Linked DNA regions of Homo sapiens: region 1 is linked to region 2. A link is a contact called in ENCODE Hi-C or POLR2A ChIA-PET data. All regions are on one chromosome and are shown on one strand. The core of a region is the stretch at or near the end of the contact, and the rest is flanking DNA. Distances in the headings are between cores, read along the strand shown.

Region 1 (6,276 bases), core at 1,352-3,851, 240 kb before region 2:
CAAAGCTACACGGGAAAGGTATATGTGTGTGCTTTTCCTATGAGAAAAAGGAGGCACAAAAAAGGAAAACAAATGCATTTATTCTTTTAACAAAAGGGCAGAAAGGAGAAAGGAAGTAAACCTTGTAGATAAAGCCAAGCTCCTTTTGACCACCATTACAATATTATTCCTCTCCTTCTTTTCCTCTTGAGAACAAAACAACAATCAATTTGAGTTTGATGAGAATTTTTTCAATATTACCTGTGCACTGATATCCATAAACAGTGTGCACTGTCGTCTTAAATGTGTTTCAATGTCACGTGTGATGGGTCATCCTGACACTTGACTTCTTCACTTACCATCATTGGATGAGACAAAACACACAGCCCTTTAGTTTGGTGGGTTTTTTTTGTTTCGTTTTGTTTTGTTTTGTTTTTGAGATGGAGTCTCGCTCTGTCGCCCAGGCTGGAATGCAGTGGCGTGATCTCGGCTCACTGCAAGCCCCGCCTCCCAGGTTTAAGCAATTCTCCTGCCTCAGACTCCCGAATAGGTGGGACTACAGGCGCCCACCACCACGCCCGGCTAATTTTTTGTATATTTAGTAGAGACGAGGTTTCACCGTGTTAGCCAGGATAGTCTCAATCTCCTGACCTTGTGATCTGCCCGCCTCAGCCTTCCAAAGTACTGGGATTACAGGCGTGAGCCACCCCCCACGGCCTAGTTTGGTCTTTTTCACCATCATGCAGTGAGACATGGTGTGCACAATCCGCATGTTTTCTGGATAGTCCCTTCTGAAATGTTCATTTATGATTTTGGCTCTTCCAGAGGACATCACGGTAAATAATCTCGTGCATTTTCCAAGTGTTTCCCTCGTGTTTCCTGATCATTGATCATGCGCATTTTCAACTGTCCTAAATATTGCCAAATTGCTGTCCAGAGTGGCTATGACTAATACATCCCTGCCAGTTTGCCTGGGGGCTTCTGTTTCCCTAAATCCTTCCCAGCACTCAACAATGTTACTTGTTTTAATTTTTCCAGAGCTGACCAAAATATAGCTCATCCGTTTCCAGTGCAAGTAAAAGGTGAGAGGCTAGGTGGGTGTTTAGAACATTTCAGTGTATGTGGAACTATGACTGTGCAGAGACCCTGGGAGGTGGTCTGACCCAACTCTGCCACATGCGGGGGGCTCTATTTCACCACTGCTGCCTCCTTGGCACTGCTTTTTGAGGCACATTGATAATTTAGCTACTCTGTGTTAAAGATAGCGATGTAGACTGACTGATTAGCCTGATGTAAAAAAAAAAAAAAAAAAAAGCGTTTGGCAAATACAACCCTATGTGGTCCATATTTGAATATTTTTTCACAAGTCAACTGCTTGATTATATAGCTAAGAAAAACAAAGGCCAGAGATTTTACATGGCTTATCCAAGCTCTCTTCTCTTTAGGAAAATAAATTTCAGGAAGGTTGAACAATTGGCAGAGAAACACTGAAATAAAAATCAATGACATTGATGGGGCTTGGCCTCAGGGGGCCTTCCGCTGGTTTTTACCTATGGCCTGTATCTCTCAGTAGTTCCAGTTTCTGCTAATGACGTCCACTTGTAAGGAGGACAGAGCCTGGATTATAGGAGACGCTAGATACATATTGCCCAAATTGACAAATGAGTCAAAATGGGGAGCATATCAAAATCTATGTGGTGTGTGCATGTATTGAAAACATGTCCCAGAAAATCAAAATATTGTGCCTCCCAAAGAATCATACACCTACCCTCATCCTCCACTTTTTCCTCTCTTCCCTTTCCCAGGACCTATATGAGAGTATTAATTGCAGACTGACCCCAATAACGACAGAGTTTGAATAAGAAATATAGTAGTGTAGTAGGTTCACTGATTCTATGAAAAAATATGAAGCAACAAAACAGGGCACATGTGGTATAAACAGCATGGGATATGGGTGGATAGACCATTTGTTTAAAGTTTACGGCAGATATCATCACTGTAATACACAATATATCATGGGACAAGTTATATTAGGCTTTATGTAAATAGAGGCAATGATATGGGAACAATGGCTTTTAAAATTTACCAATAGGGCACAATCTAGAATATTAAGCAAAAATTAGTCCAAACTTTGGTTGTATAAAATTGAAGAGAGGTAATTTTGATAGGGATAAATGCTAAACTATTGATAAAAAAAATACAGAAATATTTTTTAGGTGAGATGTTGTGGTCTAAGGGTACTGTTTGTGAGAATAGATGGCTGCTTTCATTCAGAAAGGCAACATGGCGTTAAAGGTAGTTATTTCGTGAGGCCTAGCAGAATAGGTTACACTGAGACCAGAAAATACATTAAGTGAGTATCAGCTTAATAAGCAATGAATAGACAGAAGAAGACGCCCTGAGGAAAAGAGGTGCACTGTGAGCTTGAGAACCAGACCATACTGCAAGTCACCATCCCTCCGTGTTCTCCAAGGAAGGAGATGATGCACTTTCTTAACTCCTGTAATTTCTGTGGCTGTGACTCACTGGGCTGGTGTAAGAGAACAAGTATTTACACCGCTGTTCTCAATCAGTAGTCAAGCTTTGAAAAGGAAATAAGGAATAACTTTCCCATATTTGGAGGTAACAAGTGTAGCAAGATGGCACAATCCCTCCCTCTCAAAGGAGCTATGAGGTTTTACTAATAGTGGCTATTACTCATCCAGAGGCCAGCGCCTCTGCCAGCACAGGGTCCCCTTATACTTTACTGGAGAATTTTAGTTTTTATCATAGAGCATTGATGTGTCACATTAAAAATGTTTACAAAGCATTTTATAATCATTATTTACTGCCTTACATAGCAACCCCACGCTGCAGTTCAGTCCTGCCTTTTAAACAGCATGAACCACCTACTCACACATAGGACCCAACTCCAGAAGGCTCCTCTTGACATTTTTGGCTGAACTATCATTTAATCTGGATCAAAGTTAAATTTTAAAAGTTGCTGTGGTCAAAGAAAAAAGGATAGATAATTTAGCTTTCTTTTGTGCTTTTAGGATTACGATGATAGCAGATTTGTAAGAAAAGAAAATTCCTTTAAAATTAAAGGTCATGTCTTTGACTCTGTCAATTTCTCTTTGTTCAAAAATGAATAAGAAGATATTAAAGAAAAATATACAAGCACAAAAGGAGTCATTAAAATTTATTTTCCAAGCTATTTGTTGAATATAGTGTAGAAATGAGTCAGGAACAGGACATTTTTTACACTAAAGGGATTAAACAGAAAGACCAAAGCTAGTTTGTGCCTTTTAAATCAAATTGTTTTCAATGTCTGCAATGTAGACTGCATTTATGACTTGACATTTATTAAAAATAGCATCAGTTAATTTTTCAATTTTTAAGGAATTCAATAAAGTAATGTCTTAGTTATGCTTGAAAGTTATGTTGGAGGCTAGACCGTGGAAGAAATGTATTAGGTTAATTTAAATTTTGGTTGATATTAATTCATATCTTAAAGAAAAAACAGTTCTTGTGATTCCAGTGAACATGAGAAATAGTCTATGAAACAGAATTCTGGGAGAACTGCTACATGACTTGAGTCATTTTAAGCTAGACGGACTCAACATTCAGGAATATCCCTTGGGGAATTTCCTGAAATTGACAATGAGTAAGACACCCTAGGAGAATCCTTTTCCATTTTGGAGGTGATTTCCCATGCTCCCTGTCTTATTTTTCTGTCTTCTGATTGAAATAGAAACCCCGACATGTGTCTACCACCAAACCACCCTGAACGTGCCCAATCTCATCTGATCTCACAAGCTAAGCAGGGTCGGGCCTCGTTAGTACTTGGATGGGAAAAATTCCAGCAAGTACTCGTTTTGTTGGTGCATATGTTATGATACGTGTGCACCAGTTACACAATAAAATAGTATTTGTAAAAAAGTATAAGCAGAGAGGAGTATGCGGTTGTTACTCAAAAGTAAATTATCAAGTAGACAAGTTAATTAGCAACTGATTCAAGGAATTTTTTGGATAATATTGTATTTCATTTGAATAAGGATGCATCTTAAAATCTACTGGTATACCTCTTTTTCCAAAATTGAAGTGAAAGTAGTAATACAATATGGAGCTTTGGAATTTATTCTGAAGGATACTGTAGCTTATGAGTGGTCATGGAGCTGATTAAATAAATGTTGTTTAAGCAATTACTCCCAGAGTGAACACAGTTTCTCCCATTCGGGGCATTTCCCTTACAACTTCTATTGTATTTCTTTGAATTTTGGAAATCACAACTGGCCTTGTATGCATTGTCGTTATGGTATCTCCCAAGAGATAGCAGCATTCCTACAGGGTTTAAGTGGAACTGATGCATTTATGTGCGTTTATTTATTTGCTCCAAGACATGATGTTTCCCCATTACTATGGTCAGAACTAGGAACGGAGCCTGAGAATTTGTGTCTAGGCCTTTATTCTAACTAACAACAACACTCGATCCCACTACAAAAAAAAAAAAAAAGTAATCTGCCATGTCAGAAAAAAAAAAGGGCCTTCAGCTCCAGTAAATTGCAGGGTTATACTTTAAAAGAAAAAAAAAAAGGAAAGAAAAGAAAAAAAAAAGTAAGGCAACTTTCATTTGAAAGGTTTAGGATTCTAGCAGGACATACTGCTTTTATATCTTTGAGTACTGCTCAAAGATTTCTGCTGAAGTACCATGCAATTTTCTCTAAGTGCATAGAGAACTCACATTCAAGCTTTTCTCTTCCTCTTTCGCCCTTTCATCCTGCAGTGTGCATTAGTGGAAAGGGCAGTGTTCTTTCCAGAGGAGAAGGAAGTTGATCTAGGAGAGGGTGAGCTGAGCCTGGGCTCCAGGCAGCCAGTGCTCTCTGCTGCCCTGGAATTGTGCCCCCTCTTTATAATGGGTTGAAATACTCACATTTTGGCAGTGGGTTGTGTTTGTGTGTGTTGTCACATTGCTATCGGGCCTTACTTATTTGAGCATGGAAAATGTTTCCTGCAAATAGTTTTACATAATTTCTTTTTCTGATGCTATGAAGGTTAGGATTCCTGTATGATCTATTTTTATAGTGAGACAAAGTTCTTCAAGAATTTTGATCTCTTCCTAGTCTTCAGCTTTTGGAGTTCATCAAATGCAAATCATTTTCAGCAGGTTAGTGCTTGTCTGACTCAGCCTTTGTTTTTGTACCTAGGTATTTTGTTCTTGTTGTGTTAGGCTATAGTTTAGAGATGGAGTAACTCAGTAGCGTTTTCTGCACTATTTTGAAATATATATGTATTTTTGAAATAGATGTGTGTGATTTCTACTTTGTATACAGTCATTGCTGAAAGATGGTTGTTTTGATTTTTGCCAGTGTAGCATGAGCCAAAACATATTCTCAATAATACGTAATATCATTTATGGTAATATCAAAAAGGCAATGACATACATATCTAATGTATTACTTGAACTGTTGAATTTTTTTTACCTGAGTTACCCAGTGGATCAGTTCAGCAACAATGACAGTAAGTCACTCTTAATGTCAGAGACTCAGAACTCAGTTCTCAGGATGCTCTTCTCTTCTGTCTTCATTTATCCCCTCTGTGGCCACAGCCCATCTCTTGGCACTGCTTGCTGTTTATATGCAGAGGACTCCCAAGTTTATATCCCCAGCTCAGAACTCACTTTGGAATTACAGACTCATATTCAGCTGCCTCCGATATCTCTACATAAAAGTCTAAGAGACAATGAATTCTTAGCAAATCCAACTTCTGCTCTGTTTCCAAAATGTGCTCCCCTGCAGACTCCCTCATCTTTGTCAGTGCTGACTCTGACCTTCCAGTTGCTCCGGGCAAAAAATTAGATTCATCCTTGACTCTTTCTTCTCTTTCCCTCGCATGCTGCATTCAACCAATGAGGAGGCACCGCTGGCTTTGCTTCCGCAGCTCTCCAGAAACGCTTCTCAGCACCTGTCCTTCTCCTGCCCCAGTCTGAGCCCCCACAATGCTTCACCTGGATTGCTACAAGGGACTCCTCGCCACCTCCCGAGATCTGCTCTTGTTCCTACCATCTCATTGCAACCCACAGCCAAAATTATTCCTCCAACACACAGGTGGGGTTATGATGTCATGCCTCTGTTCAAACCCTTGCAATGGCTCTTCTTTGGAGACGGTAATAAAAGCCACAGTGGGTACAGGATTCCCCAGGACACTTCAGGATCCGACTCTCCACAGCCTGTGCCTGGTCTCACTTCCTGCAACTCCTCACTACTTTTCCACATGGTCTTACCTGAAGTTTTCAGAATGATAGAATGATACCTGTTC
Region 2 (5,962 bases), core at 2,639-5,138:
TAATCTGAAATGATTTCCATTACAAGTAAAATATGTTTGTCTTCTCTTCTATCTTAACATTTCATTTGCATTGCACATGCCTCTCTAGGCTGTACATGCTAGCCATGTTAGATACTGGATTTTAAACTATGCATCATTACATAAACCTGAATATTCTGTGAAGAGCTTCAGAATGATCCCATGGTTTTGCTTATTCTCACTCCAAATGTTTAACAGAAACATAGCCCGATTCATCTCCCTGTCCCAAATCACTCTTCCCACCATTTATTTCTATTTCTGCTAAAGGGATTTTCTAAAATACAAATCTGATCATGATTGCATTCTTCAGTTTCTTAGGATGAGTGCTGACTCCTTCCTGGCAGGTACCATACTCTTCACAGCCCAGTGACCCCACTGTTACCCCATACTCCTTATTCCCTTCAGCCATAGTGAAGAGTTGTGCTTCCTCTGTCTCACACAGTTTTTGCCTCATGCCTGTGTTCTCCCAGTGTGAAAGGTCTTCCACCCATTTTGTAAAATTCTTCCAATTTCTGTTCATCATTCAGCATTATCTAAAGTATCCCCACAGAGGGAAACTCAATATTATTTAATCATGACATTTTTGCATTTTAATTGTTTGACTATAGTTGTGTGCCCTCATTTTATTACAAGCTTATTGAGGGCTAAGCGAGGTTACATTTTTTCAGGTTTTCTATTGAAGTTTCTGTCATATAGTGGATACTCCGTGCAGATAGTCCTTGAATGAAGATGGGTTCCCTCCCAGTAAACCCGTCATTAGTTGAAGATATTGTAAGTTAAAAATAAATTTAATACACCTAAACTACTGAACATCATAGCTTAGCCCAGCCTTCTTCAAACGTGCTAAGGACACTTAGCCTGCAGTTGAACAAAATCGTCTCACACAAAGCCAATTTCTGTATATATTTTCAGAAGAAGAAATGGAGGGAAGAGGGAAGGGAGAGAAAAATGGAAAGAGGGAAAGAGGGAGGGAGGGAGAAAGCCTCGTCTCCTGCCTGTCTTCTTTTTCAGCCCCAGTGGTCTTGCCTGTAGAGGCAGGGCGTGTCTGCCCTTGAACTTCTTATCTAACCAATTTACAGAATGCTTTATTGAACACTAATCTTAAGCCAGACATCCTGCTATATGATGGATAAAGGTAAATAAGGTAGTTCCTGATAACAAGCAGTTCCACCAGTCCCTTCCAGTGTGCTATTAGGGAAGTCAATAAACTCCTCTGTGTCTCAGTTCAATTCAAAGAGAGGACTCTGGCCGGGCATTGTGGTTCACGCCTGTAATCCCAGCACTTTGGGAGGCCAAGGTGGGCAGATCACCTGAGATCAGGAGTTTCAGACCAGCCTGGCCAACCTGGTGAAACCTTGTCTGTACTAAAAATACAAAAAAATTAGACAGGCATGGGGGCACATGCCTGTAATCCCAGCAACTTGGGAGGCTGAGGCAGGTGAATCACTTGAACCCAGGAGGTGGAGGTTGCAGTGAGCCGAGATTGCACCAGTGCACTCTAGTCTGGGCAACAAGAGTGAAATTCTGTCTCAAAAAAAGAAAAAGAAAAAAAGAGGACTCCAAAAAGAGGATAACAGTAATACTTTTCCAATACATTTGCCATAGGGATTAAGCTCATGTAAAACTACTTAATAATATAATGTGTCTGACAGAAGTGACCCCTCCCCAGTCTCTCTCTCAGACTCCTCTGTCTCTGTTCTTCATCCCAGACCTGTGGTACTATGCCGAGTGGTGGACTAAGACGTCGGGGGTGATATGGAAGGTAAGTCCATGTCCACTTTGTCCTGGCTCAAGGTGCATCTCAAAAATCAGGCTCATCTGGATACGAATCACCCTCTGCCACTCATTAATTGTGAGTGGGGTTTAGGACAACTTACTTTACCTCTCTGAGTGTAAGCTTATTTGTCTTTAATGTGGAGAAATTAAATGTATATTTGTCCTTGTGTTTTTCAGAAAATGGAATAAGTTAGTACTTGCATTAACAACAGTACAGAGATATCATATGCACTAGCTACCCTTCTTACCACCTGCCTAACTTGCCTCCAGGATTCTTGCCTCACTTTCCTCACCATTTTTTAGAAAAGCCTGTATCTTCTTCATTCATTCTCCTATTGTACCATCCCTACTCCATGGCCTTCTCCTGGGTCACTGTTTTCCATGCTTAGTGTTATTACCCTCTGAATTTACTGATGTCTCTAAATCATGTTATAAGGGCCAGAATCAAGAAGAAGTGGTGTAAAGAGAATTAACTTTTATCAATGATCAGTATTACCTGTGGTTCATTTAGTGCTTGGTAGATGCCATCTATGTTGTAATTACTGTAACATGTTTACACTTAGGATTCTGGATCTAGAGCTACCTTCTCCCAAGGAGCAGGATCTCAGCTTTCCCTTTTCTTTTGGAGATAATGTAAGCAGCTGGTAGAAGAGCTTTGAGTTGAGGGGTATAATAGGGGGATTATGAGGCATTGTGTTGGGGCAGAGGACAGAGGGAGCAACTCTGCAGAGTCAGGGAGGCTCCAAAACGGAAGTGACCTTTTGCCCTGGGTTTCTATTACAACTCACTGGAAAATGGTTTACAATGCTGATTTGCACAAATAATACCAAAGGCAAAGGAAGAAACGAAGAAATCCCAGGCTGACTCAGATATAGATCACTCGTGTCTATGAGGAAATCTTGACAGCTTGTGTCAAAAGTTCACTCTTCGTGACTCAAATGGGTGCAATACCAGAAAAAGAGAACCTGATTAGATCAGTGGTTCCCAGACCCCTAGAATGGGAGGACAACTTTGTAATGACCTTTTCTCTCAGATTTTTTCCTAAAAAAGAAAGTGTACTTTTAGAAAAGAATCAATTAAATGATTAAGAACAAAAGTTACTAGGAATTCAGTATCAATTGCATATGAATTTCCATTTTGTTCAGTGAAAATTTGCATTTGAAAATAGTAATTTTAAATGTGAAAATGGTAATAAATATGCCAAAGGTGGTTACGACTTTCAATCTATATGGATTCTTGGGCTTCCTGCAGTCACTTTAAAGTCTCCTGAAGTCCCTTTGCTGTACTTTAGGGTCCAGTGATCTGGGTTTTAATTAGAAGCACTCTTTCAAAGGATTTCTTAAAAAAATTAACAAGTGAAAAGAATTGTACAATTTTAATTTAATTAAACATTTGTTTATTTCATAGATAGTCTCCTTATCCGCATTGTTTTTTAAAATCCCTCCCACCATGTTTTATCCACATTGTTTTTTAACAATCCACAAAAAACAGCAACGATCAATTAGCTGATAACATATTACAACCACATAGAGGCCTAATTTGCTCCTGTTTTAAAAGCATATTAGTGCTAGTTGTGCTCATTAATGGTTACGGTTCTATTAATCAGGAACAAATCCATGTCATCTGAATTTTCTTGCCTCTTGCAACAAGGTAAGCACAGATGGTAGATGACACGGGAGGTGAGTCGCTCTGCAGGTCGGCGCTGCCCGAGTGATCTGTTAGGTGTGTGGATGCACAGACCACACGGTGTATTTCCGGAATGTCTGAAAATGTGGGCCACATGTGACCAACAAGATAATTATGAAACCTGACTGCTGGATATGCTGATGCAGCCAAAAAACATCAAGGACTGTGAGTGAGTTTGGAGGTGGGAGCAGAGAAAATTTCTGCAATGTGTAAAAATGGACCGCTCTCAGAGAAAAGGAGCATTTAAATTCTGCCCAGTTTACGGGTTTCCAGTTCCTGTCCTTTCTCCTGCTCATATCTGCATCTTTCTGATCTCCCGGGAAATCAGCCGCTGCTCTGCCCGGTCAAGCCCCTCCTTCCGGAAGAAGGGCTGAGGCAGGAATGACTCATTGCCAGGGAGTGCCTTATAGAACCGGGTGAAAAGGCAGTGTGACAATATGACTGTGAATTTCTTATCAGTGTAGGCTCACCAGTGATGAGATTAAATGGAAAGAACGTATCCTGCTGTCATCAAGGCCAGTATCATAATCAACTTTTATGATTTATCAGCATTGTAACCTGGGGCTATTACTGCAAGTTTTGAGCCTCCATTTTCTCATCTCTAAAGCAGAGTCACAGGGACCAGGTGCAATGGCTCACACCTGTAATCCCAGCACACTGGGGGGGCCAAGGTGGGAGGATCACCTGAGCCCAGGAGTTCAAGATCAGCCTGGGCAACATAGTGAGGCCTTGTCTCTATGGAAAAAAAAAATAGTAACAATAAAAATGAAAAAATAAAGTAAAATAGAGTCATTGCCTCATTACAGGATTGGATGTGGACTAAATACGATCATATGTGTGAAGTTACAGGAAAAGCCTTGTGGAGCAGGATTAGAAAGAACAGAATGGGATCTAATTGAGATGAAATGAAGACCTCCTAACAATTTCTTATGAAGCTTCCTAAATCTCTTGCATGTGACAGTGTAAGTCTCTTTTCATTCCATCTACCCTTAAGCTTCCCCAGTGGTGAAGAACTGTAGAGCAAAGAGCAGCTTTCGAGGGGAACACTGCCTCGGCCCTCACCTTCGTCCAGGGCTTAACCACTGGACACAACTCAGAATCTTGCATTTATTCTTAATTTAAAGCCTTATTCCAGCCTGAGATGCAGTTCCCTTAGCTTCCTGCTGATCTCTCCTTTAAAATAGTCTCTTTCTCAAATCCAAAGTACACTGAGGTGTGGGGGAGATAACAAAAAGTGAGCTTCATTGACAGGCTCAAGAGGGTCACGTGCATTAAGAGACTGTACAATTCACAGGCCAAGCACGAAGGCCACAGACAGCCTTGAACGTGGGAGTTAAAGTGAGGGTTCTGGGGCCACAATGCTCAGATTGCGTTTAAGCTCTACCTCCTATTAGCTGTGTGACCTTAGCTCTTGATCAAGACAACTTTATCTTTATATATCAGCTTCCTCATCTGAGAAGGATAATTATACCATTAATATCACTGGTTTCCCATGACAATTCAATGAAATGATAGATAAAAAGGGCTTAGACCAGACCTCAATTAATAGAAGGTGTTAATTTTAGCAATAGCTGTATGGCTTAAGAGTTCCTGTCATCCAAGTAACAGGATCAGAGGACACTGTGGCATTAGCATAGCAACATTGGTGGGGACAGCAGGGATGTCGGATGGCGTCTGATTGTCAGGGTTAGTTCGTAGGGTCAAACTCTGCAGCTGCTTTAGAAGAGTGCTGTCGTGTGGGAGATTCGCTCTGTGCATTGGTAGACTATAAGTACAATCCTAAGAAAGTGATCCCACAGGTGACTGAACAGAAAAAATCATAGACCAACTTAAACTTTTCATAGACCATGGTGTATTAATCAGTTTGCATCTAGACCCAAGGGAGAGTAGATGGGGTAAGTTAACAGTTAGGATAGGGTGCAAATGGGGTGGAGGAGTCGTACTCCTGAATCCCAGGATGTGCAGTGTTTCTACACGCACAGGCTCTCTCTCAATGCCACATCCATCTTTCCTGCAGATGGAGTAATTGAGGTTTGAGCAAGATGTCCCGGGTTAATAGCACTCATTTGGTCTCCTGGAGAGACACAGGGATAAGTAAGCCTGGAAGATGGCTGTGGATTGTCCCCAGCTAGCTGAACAGCCCTGGGATTTATTGCATTGCTGGGGCAGAAGACTCTGGGACCAGAGTGGGTGTCACCAGTCGGCGGCTAAGTCAAGGTCTCAGGCATACCGAGTGCTCGTGTATATTTAGTGTGTCCTGAGAAAGGACTGAATGTTTCTTGTATATTTGCTGTATCATGGCTCGTCCATATTTAGAGTAACTTGGATACTTCCCACCCTGATGGCTTATGTTTATTTAGTGTCTTGAGAACACTGGGTGTCTCTTGATCCTTCCCTTCTTTTCTATGTATGTTTAATACCCATTATTCCATTCACTAACGACCTTAACAAGCTCATGGGTTGCATCCATCCCACTTGTCTT

The links. Hi-C counts contacts between places; a loop is a spot of excess contacts on that map. ChIA-PET counts read pairs that join two places held with the same protein, here RNA polymerase II (POLR2A). Pooled maps may share reads with other maps.
Region 1: a loop to region 2 is called in a map of PC-9, with 13 times the contacts of the local background. The contact joins two enhancer-like sites. A Hi-C loop is called at or near these places in 3 of 168 maps with a recorded cell type or tissue (IMR-90, PC-9 and mammary epithelial cell) and 2 of 50 pooled maps. POLR2A ChIA-PET finds 5 or more read pairs at or near these places in 2 of 52 experiments (HEK293T and MCF 10A).

The regions. Positions count from the first base shown.
Region 1 is chr13:106,152,941-106,159,216 of GRCh38, reverse strand. It overlaps the pseudogene RNA5SP38. Among named protein-coding and RNA genes, the nearest start is that of LINC00460, 220 kb to the left of the region's middle. Within about 2 kb of position 2,601, at least 5 of the 41 ENCODE cell types and tissues checked have a DNase peak (open chromatin) inside an H3K27ac peak, as active enhancers do; they include PC-9 and mammary epithelial cell, where a contact is called at or near this core.
Region 2 is chr13:105,917,202-105,923,163 of GRCh38, reverse strand. No RefSeq gene overlaps it. Among named protein-coding and RNA genes, the nearest start is that of LINC00343, 210 kb to the right of the region's middle. RefSeq lists an enhancer at 3,177-4,376. Within about 2 kb of position 3,888, at least 7 of the 41 ENCODE cell types and tissues checked have a DNase peak (open chromatin) inside an H3K27ac peak, as active enhancers do; they include PC-9 and mammary epithelial cell, where a contact is called at or near this core.